Linked DNA regions of Homo sapiens: region 1 is linked to region 2. A link is a loop called in an ENCODE intact Hi-C map of the cell type or tissue named here. Cell type or tissue: heart left ventricle. All regions are shown on one strand. Each heading gives the region's core, and the rest is flanking DNA. Links, peaks and the distances in the headings are about the cores only. Region 1 has its middle 77 kb from the start of LINC02357. Region 2 overlaps LINC02357 (long intergenic non-protein coding RNA 2357).

Region 1 (5,378 bases), core at 183-5,182, 81 kb before region 2:
GGGGTCAGAGCCCAGAGTGTGAGAGAAGTGACTCTAGGTCTGGAATTACCCAGGGGGATACTGGGAATCCTTGCCTAAAGGCGGAGTTGGCTGGCGGGAGAGGCAGGCTCAAAGGGCCAAGATCTTGGTGGCAGAACACAGAGTTGGCAGCTTTATATGATTTCAGTGACGGATTACTGTAATGCCCCATTGTGTCATTGTAACTGATGGCATTTTGTAATTGAAAGCTCAGCCAGTGTAGAGTGTGGTTCATTTGGACAATTGCTGTGCACTTTTAAGGATGGATGTGGACCATTTATCTATGCCTTGTTGTCTCAGCAGGACTAGAATCAATGCTAATGAGACCAGACTCATTTTTCTAAAGCACCATTTCTATCATGTTGCTCCTGGGTGAAAAACCTGCGATGACAGCCCATTACCTTCAGGGAAAGGCCAGTGCCACGTCTGGAATGGCTTTGGTGACTTCCACACTGGCCCCAGGCTGCCTTTCCTGCTTGGCCTCCCTCTGCCTCCCAGATGCACCCTATACCACCAGGCTGATCTACATACGGCCCCCTGAACCCTCAAACCTTCAACATGCTTTGCACCCTCCCAATTTCATATCTTTGCCCGTGTCATCCCTCCTGTCTAGATCACCCTCCTCCACAGCTGTGTGAGCACATCAGCCTGCTCAGTGCAGGGGAATGCTCTCCAAAGTCTTTTCTACTATCCCACTAAGAAAGCAAATAAAAGTATGCACATTTAAGTATGTCCTATCAGGCACATACAAATAAGTACATTTGTTCTTTTTTTTTTTTGAGACTGAGTCTCACTCTGTTCCCCAGGCTGGAGTGCAGTGGTGCAGTCTCAGCTCACTGCAATCTCTGCCTCCCAGGTTCAAGTGATTCTCCTGCCTCAGCCTCTGGATAGCTGGGATTACAAGTGTGTGCCACCATGCCTAGCTAATTTTTGTATTTTTAATAGAGACATAGTTTCACCATGTTGCCCAGGCTGGTTTTGAACTCCTGACCTCAGGTGATCCACTGGCCTCGGCCTCCCAAAGTGCTGGGATTATAGGCAAGAGCCACTGCGCTCAGTCTGCCCAGGCTGATCTTAAACTTCTGGCCTCAAGTGATCCGCCTGCCTCGGCCTCCCAAAGTGCTGAGATTACAGGAATGAGCCCCTGTGCCCGGACCATTCATTCATTTAATTTTATTGTATGTCGGGTGCTGCTAAGTTACAACAATTAGGATTTGGGTTGCAAACAGAAAATAACCTAACAATACAGCATGTAATACTTTTCTGTGGCTGTCTTGACAAGGTACCACAAACTTGGTGACTTAAAACAACAGAAATTTATTCCCTCACACTTCCAGAGGCCAGAAGTTTGAAATGAAGGCGTCAGCAGGGTTGGTTCCTTCTGGAGGCTCTGAGGGAGAATTGCTTCATGCCCATCTCCTAGATTTTGGAGGCTGCTGGCAATTATTGGAATTCCTTTTTTTTTTTTTGAGACAGAGTTTCGCTCTTGTTACCCAGGCTGGAGGGCAATGGCGGGATCTCAGCTCACCACAACCTCTACCTCCCAGGTTCAAACAATTCTCCTGACTCAGCCTCCTGAGTAGCTGGGATTACAGGCATGCGCCACCACATGTGGCTAATTTTGTATTTTTAGTAGAGATGGGGTTTCTCCATGTTGGTCAGGCTGGTCTCAAACTCCTGACCTCAGGTGATGCGCCTACCTCAGCCTCCCAAAGTGCTGGGATTACAGGCATGAGCCACCGTGCCTGGCCAATTCTTGGAATTCTTTGGCTTCTAGGTGAGTCATTTCCATATCCACCTCTATCTTCACATTACCTTTCCTCTGTGTCTTTCTGCTCTTCTTCCAGAGGACAAGTCTCTATAAGAACGCTTATTGAGTCATTGGACTCAGGGACCACTCTAACCCAGGATTATTTTTATCTCCTTTACTTAACTACATTTACAAAGACTCTTTTTCCAAAAAAGGTCACATTTGCAAGTCTCAGGGGAAGGACTTTCTGTTGCAGGGGCGGGGCCGAGGGGACACGACACGCCCACCATTCAACCCACTACACAGTGTGTTAAATAAAAAGGGCTTTATTCTTTTCACTTAACAAGGAGTCTGGGGGCCAGCAGCTGCCAGCCCTGGTTTATTCCCCGCCCCTCTCTGCAGTTCTCTTGGGTTTTCCTTCATTATGCAAGAAAGCAACCTCAGCTCACTTTGTTATGTGAGTGGGCGGGGGTGTGTGACAGCACCAGTCACATCCATCCCTATTGTCACCAGATCACGAGTTGTCTTAGACCCCACCCAGCAGACATCTCCTTTTCTGGAAGAAAGGCTGCAACAGGGTGGAGATGGATGAAGTGTCTGTCATGGGTGGAGGATACGGTGACCAACACACAGTCCCACCCTCAGGGAGCTGCCAATCATTGTTTCACTTCACCCCCAGGACAGCCCCGCCTTCAAGTTCGTTCAGCTGCAGGACACAGAACCCACCTGGTGGTGGATCCTGAAAGTACCGCCCTCTGGATCCTGAAAGTAACGCCCTCTTTGATGCAGGATCCGATGCCCCAGCTGCTGGGGGAGCTGACCACAGACAGCCTTCAGCTCTCAGATCCCTTAGGGACCGACTCAGCTGCAGAGTGTGGCCTCGCCCAAGGTCATGCTCTTCCCAGAAAGTTCCATATCCAATGACTGATCCTTACAGACCTGACCTTTTTGGCCTGACTGGGATGATTTTGAAGGGCCGTTCTGACTCCAGAGCTTCCCATGCTGTCAGAGTTCAGCTGTGCTCTCTCCTGGCCCCTCCAACTCCACAACTGATAGGTGGAAGTTTAAACCCCAGAACCTCAAAATAAGACTCTATTCAGAGACAAGGCCTTTAAAGGTTAATTAAGGTAACATGAGGTCATTGGGTTGGGCCATAATCCAATATGATAGGTGTCTTATAAAAAGAGGAAATCGGCCTGGTGCAGTGGCTCACACTTGTAATCCCAGCACTTTGGAAGGCCAAGGCAGGGGGGATCACCTGAGGTCGGGAGTTTGAGACCAGCCTGGCCAACGTGGAGAAACCCCGTCTCTACTAAAAATACAAATTAGCCGGGCGTGGTGGCACATGCCTGTAATCCCAGCTACTCGGGAGGCTGAGGCAGGAGAATTGCTTGAACCCAGGAGGTTGTGGTGAGCTGAGATGGCACCATTGCACTCCAGCCTGGGCAACAAGAGTGAAACTCCGTCTCAAAAAATAAAAATAAAAAAGAAGAGGAAATTAAGATGCAGACACATGGAGGGAAGGCCAGAGGGAGACACAGTGAGAAGACAGTTGTCTACAAGCCAAGGAGAGAGGCCTCAGAAGAAACCAGTCCAGCTGGGTGTGGTGACTCACTCCTGTAATCTCAGCACTTTGGGAGGCTGAGGCAGGCAGATGGATCACTTGAGGTCAGGAGTTCAACACCAGCCTGGCCAACGTGGTGAAACCCTGTCTCTGCTAAAAATACAAAAATTAGCCAGGCCTGGTGGCACTCGCCTGTAATTCCAGCTACTCAGGAGGCTAAGGCACAAGAATCGCTTGGACCCGGGAGGCAGAGGCTGCAGTGAGCTGAGATCACACCACTGCACTACAGCCTGGGCAACAGAGTGAGACTCTGTCTCAAAAAAAAAAAAAAAAGAAAGAAAGAAAAGAAGAAACCAGCCCAGTCAACACCTGATCTCAGACTTCCAGCCTCCAGAATTGTGAGGAAATAAATTTCTGTGTGAAGCCCCTCAGGTTGTGGTCCTTTGTTATTGCAGCCTAGCAGATTAACACACATGGGTTGGCCAAGGCTGTGGCCCTGGTCCCAGCTCAGCTGCTCTCTCCGCCCACTCCTGCCTCCTTCCCCTCCTTTCCATAGGTATCTATCCCAAGGGCAGTCTTTGGTCAACATGGAGCAGCCTAATGCTCTCAGAGGCACCTTCCAGGGGACCCAGACTGTGCCTCCACTCCTGCAGCCTGCTCTAAGGGGAGCCTGTAGGGAGGGCACAGGAGACACTTGGAGACATGGAGGGCAGGAATGCACAGGCCTGGGGAAGGACCGTACCTGGGGCTGGAAGCTGGAGAGGAACAGCCTCTCCCTAGCACCTGCCTGTGTGTCTCTTGTCCCCTTTCTGAGTGTCTGTTTCGTGCTGCAGATTCCCCAGGAAGACTTACCCTCTCTGTGGCATCCTCATTGCTGGTTCCTTCAAGAGAACCAGCTCGCCCCAGCCTGAGTCTATGTGATTTTCCATTTCCAGGTCACCCCTGACCCTCCTCCTCTGGGATGCTCTGCTGAAATTCTCAGAGAATCTGATTGGCCCCATGGTTGCGCATGTGGTCAGATGGTCACGGGTACGGTCTCTCCCGGGCCTCCGGGAAGTGAAGGCAGTGGGCACGTCCACCCTCTTTTGAGGTCAATGTCTTCCTGAGGAAGGAGTGGAGGCCCACAGGGCTTGCTTTCTTTTACCACTGATGGGGAGATGCTTGTCCTGTGTCACCTGTGTTGTTATGGCACATTCCTCAATCTGATGAGAGTTCGAAGGCCTCTGAAGCCTGAGTCTGGGTATTAGACCTCTGCATCCTCGCCTCCTCCCTTACACCTGAGCTGTGGCCCTTGGCCAGGCCTAGCTCAGAGCTGGAGCTTAATGAATATTTGTGGATTCAAGGATGGAGGTCAGGATTTCAGATAAGTTTAATTCAGTTTCTTTTACGATAATAGCCCGTTCCTGGAATTGTGCCACCGGTCTCCAAGAGGTATGAAATGAGGGGCAAGGGAGCAGCTGGAGGCCGCAGTCCTATACAACATTAATTTATTTAACAGCTGTTTTGCCTATTGTGGTAAAATATACATGCCATACAATGTATCATGTTTGTATTTTTAAATGTACAGTTTTGTGGCATTCAGTACATTTACATGCTGGGCAACCATCACCACCATCTAACTCCAAAGTTTTTTTGTCTTCCCCAGCTGAAAGTCTGTATCCATTAAACAGTAATTCTTCATTCACCTCTCCCCATAAGCCTCTGGGAACCACCAACCTACTTTCAGTCTCTATGAATTTTTTTTGAGACAGAATTTCACTCTTGTCACCCAGGCTGGAGTACAATGGTGCGATCTCAGCTCACCACAACCTCCGCCTCCCGGGTTCAAGCGATTCTCCAGTCTCAGCCTCCCAAGTAGCTGGGATTACAGGTGCCCACCACCACACCCGGCTAATTTTTGTAGTTTTAGTAGAGATGTCACCATGTTAGCCAGGTTGGTCTCGAACTCTTGACCTCAGGTCATCCTCCTGCCTCAGCCTCCCAAAGTACTGGGATTACAGGTGTGAGCCATTGTACCCAGTGGTCTCTATAAATTTGTCTACTCTA
Region 2 (5,378 bases), core at 163-5,162:
TTCTGCCTCCTCCCAGCTAATTTCCAGATTGACACCTTGTCTCCTCTTCCTGAGTCAATGTTTCTTTCGCACTGCGCCCTGATAGCTGATCTCTTTGGCTTAATGCCCCTTGAGATCTGGGCCACCATGGAGGTTTTTGTCCAGCATCCAGGACATTTTTTGCCGACTTGGGCTTGTACTCCAAACACATCAAGGTAATTCACATTTATTGAAGTCCTACTCTGTGCCAGCACTGCTCTTGATCTTTTCAATAACCTAAAAGGTAACTTCTCCAATGTGTGTGGTCTACTCTCACTATTATCTCCACACAAATTTCAGTGGCTCCAAAGCCCTACTTCCTTGATCAGAGAAAGTTCAATATTTAGTGGATCATACCTTCATATGAGAAAACTCAGGACCACCTAAACACGGATCCTACTTGGTTGTCCACTTATAGCTATGGATCACAGAGCTAGGATTTTTGGCTTCAAGTCCTCAATGTTCTATTGAAGGGGTCACTCAGGGTTCCAGCTGTCTCCATTTCTTGGGTACCATCAGAGCTGAACCTCAAAGCTAGATATCTTGTCACCTGTGAAATAAAGAGGAAAATGCAGGCCTGGTGTGGTGGCTCATGCCTATAATCCCAGCACTTTGGGAGGCCAAAGAGGGAAGATCGCATGAGGTCAGGAGTTCGAGAACAGCCTGGCCAACATGGTGAAACCCCGTCTCTACTAAATATACAAAAATTAGCCAGGTGTGGTGGCAGACGCCTGTAATCCCAGCTACTTGGGAGGCTGAGGCAGGAAAACCAATTGGACCCTGGTGGCTGAGGCTTCAGTGAGCCAAGATGATGCCATTGAGCTCCAGCCTGGGTGACAGAGTGAGACCCTGTCTCAAAAAAAAAAAAAAAAGAGGAAAGTGCTCTTTTCATGTTACAATCAGTTGCAGTCGATGTGAGGGGGTCCCACAACCAGTTCCAGAATTCTAGTGCAATGGCATTTATGGCAAACCTGTTTAAATTCTGGGTAAGGCTGAGATCCAGTACCAGCCACATTATAGTACCAGGGCCATTCTGCCTCCTGAACACTCAGGCCTGGCTTTGGAGCCCACCTCCCCACACAGGACCATTTCCTCAGTGTGAGTTCTTTCCCAACCCTTGTTGACTCTGTCTGCAAACTAAATTTTTAATATATCTGAGACAGAGATTGTGGACTTAAGTCAATATGTAAAGGGTATTGCCTATTGCCATGGGCCACCAGGAAACCCTGGGCCAGATCCTGCCTCATCAAGAGACCCTGTTGACACTGGAGGCTCAGAGAAGTTACCCATTTGAGGCTGGGGGTCCCGCAAGTCATAAGTGGTGGGGTCAAGATTTGAACTCATATCTCTGGGGCTCTTTCCAGTCCACTGTCTTGTTTTCTCCTCAAAGTGCAGCAAAGACAACAATTAGGTAAATGGAGGCCTTCCTACTTGAGGCTTTGTTAGCAAATTGAGGTTTTTCTGGCCTGGCCTGGGATTCCGGAAGTACAGGGGACAATTGTTTATGCTGCTGTTGGTGATTTCACATTTAGATGATGCAGACTGCTTGTTTTTCTTTCTTCATAGTACCTTTTCCCTCCCAAGCACTTAATCACCCAAAAGACGGAAACATCAAGGGTAGCCCATTTTTATACAATTCTGGAAAATGCTTGGGGCAGGTGGGAGGAAAGGGTGAAACGACTGGCAATGTGGTTTTATAGAAAGAGCGTGGGCATCAGAATCAGACAGTTCTGGGTTCAAATCTGGGTTTGTCGCTTCCTATTTGAGTAAACATTTAGAAGTTAAAGGTCTTCATCTGTAAAACAGAGACAATACCGTCTACCTCTCAGCGTTACATGAGAAACCTTATTTAAAATCATCAGTCTTGAAGAGGGCTCAATGACACTTAGTGTCCCTCACTTTGGCTGATCCTTTTTGGATTATATGAGAATTTTAGCTATCTATATTTTGCTATTCATTCCTCTTACAGACAACCCTCAAGTCAACTCAGAAGCAGGTCTTGTTTCCATGGAGATGTATTTAAGGTAAACAAATGTGAAAAGGGGAAGCACAGACGCCCATCCCCTACACCCACTCACGGCCAATGCACCATCTCAGCAGAAATGTTTCCAAAGAAATGTTTCACAAAGCTTTCGGGGAAGGCCAAGGGCTCTTTCACAGTCTTGACATGCTTTTTCATTGTACGGCTCTTGAAATGAACAATAATTCGAAACAGATAATAATGAACTTCACACAGCAATGGATCAAAAGTGGAATTACTGAGCTCAGCATTGTCTAGTATAATTAGGCTGACATGCTGCTGAATCCAAATGGATGGCTTTCCGACCCCCACTTTTGCATGTGCACATTTATTTGCAGAAGAACTTTTAATGGGCAGAATATTACAAGATTTCTGGACCCCATGTGGTTTCAGTTCTAATCCAAACAGCTTACTTTCTTCTGAAACTCTGATTTTCCTTCCTCGCTTTCTTCTTTTTTTTTCTTTTGGCATCACTATTTTGGAAATTTCAAAGGAGAATTGGTTCCTTGAATGTGCATGGAAATATAAGCACATAAATCACATGCTGAATTTACTTAACAAGGAGCAATAATCCCACTGTCACTTCCCACTGAACAATGCCTTTTTAGGAAAAAATGCTGCAAATCCTTTAGAAGTCCAAATCCGATGCATCCAATCAACTCACTTTTTTAAATTCCACAAAATAATTTCTCTGTTTTAAATAGCTTATTAAACACAACAGCAATCAGATAATAGATATTTCTTAATTAGACCTAGCTTTAGATCTCTCTTCAATCATGGCAGACAGCAGACTAGCTAGTCACTTTATAGGGCCATAAACATTCATTTCAAAGTCTAATAATAGAGTGGTTTCCTCTATTCTCCCTCTAACACAAGGGCCAATTTTTGTCGAGTGAAAATCAGCCCATGTCTTACACAAGACATCTGTCCTCAAGATGTGACACCTAAAATGATAAAGCAGAAATATATCACCAAAGCCAACAACTTATAAAATTATGGCTAACAAGACTAGACAATCTTGTTGTTGCATCAACCACAAAAAAGAAAGAGAAAGGGCATTTAATATAGCCTTTATTAGTCACTTTATTAGTCACTGGTACCTGTCTTGAATTTTCCAAAGGCTCTAACAGAAGAATTAACTTGGCCCATTTACAGAACCACAGGCAGAAGATTCTGCACTATCAGGGATATCCATAGTGGTAGCAAGAACGATTAGCAGAATGTCTAGATGTCCCTAAGCAGACAGATTAATGCCGCCATCCTCAAGGTAGGCTCTGAGCTGCTAGCTAGAATGATATAAGGAGCTCTGGTTAATACAGAGAGAAGGTCCCAGCCAATAATTACTAGCATTGCTGGCCCCATCCATCCACATTAGATCCAGAGCGGAGAATGAAGTTGAACCTTAGAATCCTTCCCATTGTCATGCAAACAAATCTGTTAGATGAGATCTTAGAAGCATTGAGCAGCCCCCAAACCATAGAACTGCCAACCTTAGAGGTGGAAAATTGTAGAAGAGGAAACTGCAGCTGAAGGTGGTGAAATGACTCGCCTAAGGTCACAGAGAAACCACACCACCCTTCACCACTTGTGACTTGAATGGAAATAGTCTTTTTCTGACCAAAAAAAAAAAAAAGAGTGAGTACACTGTGTGTCAGCAAATGTTATGCCACATGCAGCTAGATCATTGCCCAACAAAGGAAATGTGGATTCACAGAACTAGCTTCCTACTTTGAACACTATTTTTCCTGTAATCGGGTAAGGCTGGGGGCAAATTCTGGTCAAACCCTACAAAGATAAAGGGAAGCTCCATGTTTATAGATGCATGAACTGTAGGCCTAGTGAAGACTTCTCAATCATTTATCAATCCAGTATTGATTGGGGCATGCCCAACATGGGGCAGGTGTTTTGGAAAATATAGAAAAAGCGTAAGACATAGCCTTTTCCCTTAAGAAAAATTTAAACAATGTAGATGATTCTTAGAGATCAAGTGCAAAGATTAGATATTGATGATGATCCCAAAAGGCATTCAAAGATGGGAGAAATCGCAGGGTTTTTCACAAGTCAAGGATGGCTTGACCGACCTGAGATCTGTAAGGGACCTTGAAATCTGGATTGTGTAGAAGGATAGATGTAGGGGAGAGAAAACCTGGGGATATCTAAGCAGGAACAAAATTTCTGAGGTTGGAATTAATATGGCCCCAGAAAGTCTGGTCAAGACACCTAAGTGGCCTAGAAGTTGGTTTTAAGGGCACAGTGAAAAACAACACTGAACCCCGAGGGAAAGCCATAACAAGTGACTCACCAAATCATTTGGCCAAAGCAACACCAAACAAAGCTCAAGAGTCAGACCCATTTCCTTGAAGACTCGTCTCTCTGGTATGCTAAGAAAAATTAAATTTGCAATTTTCGGATGTACATATGCCAGAATTATCAAAATGTCGTGGATTCTCCTTCATATCATGACTAATATCCTCACCTCTGTACAAAATAGAAAGTTGGCCTGAGCTGTAAGAGGAAGGATTGCCCCTTTCTACCACCGCTCCCCAAGAGGAAATTGACTAAATAGTTTTGGAAGCCATTTCTAGACCCACAAGACCCTAATTCAAGAAAATAAGGTGTTGCCAAAGGTATTAAATATCCAAGAAACTATCCGAATACCTTTCTATGCTTTTGAACATTCCTTCTCTCTGACCTTAAACATGCGCTTAAATATATCAACTCCTTTCATCTGAAGGTGTGCCCGCACATGGCCTTTCTAATATTACCTCCAATTTGGGGGGGCAGAGGATAAACGGACAAGCTGAGGAATTATAGAGCCACCTAAATGGGAGGCTACTTCAAGGTTAAAACATGGCATGCCCAAACGCTTGCTGTACACAAAGGCTATTTATAATAGTTCTGATTTTAAACTTGGATTTATAATGAAGTTCAAGGCAGAAAGAGCAAAATTCCATACTGAAGAAAAATTACAGCTGGAAAAATCATTTGAAAAAAAAAAAGAAAAAAAAAAAAAACAAGAAAGCCTTCCAAGTGGTTACTCAATTTGGGAATTTAGAGAAGATGGCAGTTTGTGTCCAAGAAGAAACTACTTTTGGGGAAATGGAAGAGTGGAAAGTCTTGCCTTCAGTCTATTTTTGTAGCCCTGCCTCCAGCCATGCACATAACTGAGTCAAGGAAGGGCATTCCTCCCCACAGCTTCCAAAAAGGCGCATGTGAACAGAGGCACCTGGTCACACTATGGTGAGCCGAGTGCAAAAGCTTCAGGCAGCGAAGGGCAGTGGGAGGGGAGATATTAACTTGCCTCTGGCCTTTGGTGCCCAGCAAACCTGTGCCCTGCCTG

What was found. Hi-C counts contacts between places; a loop is a spot of excess contacts. Peaks named below come from ENCODE experiments on the same cell type or tissue, not always from the same donor. Only the 100,000 strongest peaks of a DNase experiment are listed, where the experiment ranks them.
Region 1: it touches region 2 in a loop (2.0-fold over the local background); 15 of 110 quality-filtered maps call a loop at or near these places.

What each region holds. Positions count from the first base shown.
Region 1 is chr4:25,991,407-25,996,784 of GRCh38, forward strand. No RefSeq gene overlaps it. Among named protein-coding and RNA genes, the nearest start is that of LINC02357, 77 kb to the right of the region's middle. RefSeq lists an enhancer at 1,493-2,016 and a silencer at 2,435-2,494. In heart left ventricle, for the core only: no CTCF peak of the experiment used is centred there; a DNase peak (open chromatin) is centred at 2,570.
Region 2 is chr4:26,072,745-26,078,122 of GRCh38, forward strand. The region is part of intron 1 of LINC02357 (long intergenic non-protein coding RNA 2357); the gene reads left to right. Among named protein-coding and RNA genes, the nearest start is that of LINC02357, 4.7 kb to the left of the region's middle. RefSeq lists an enhancer at 2,188-2,267. In heart left ventricle, for the core only: no CTCF peak of the experiment used is centred there; no DNase peak of the experiment used is centred there; H3K27ac peaks cover 1,812 bases.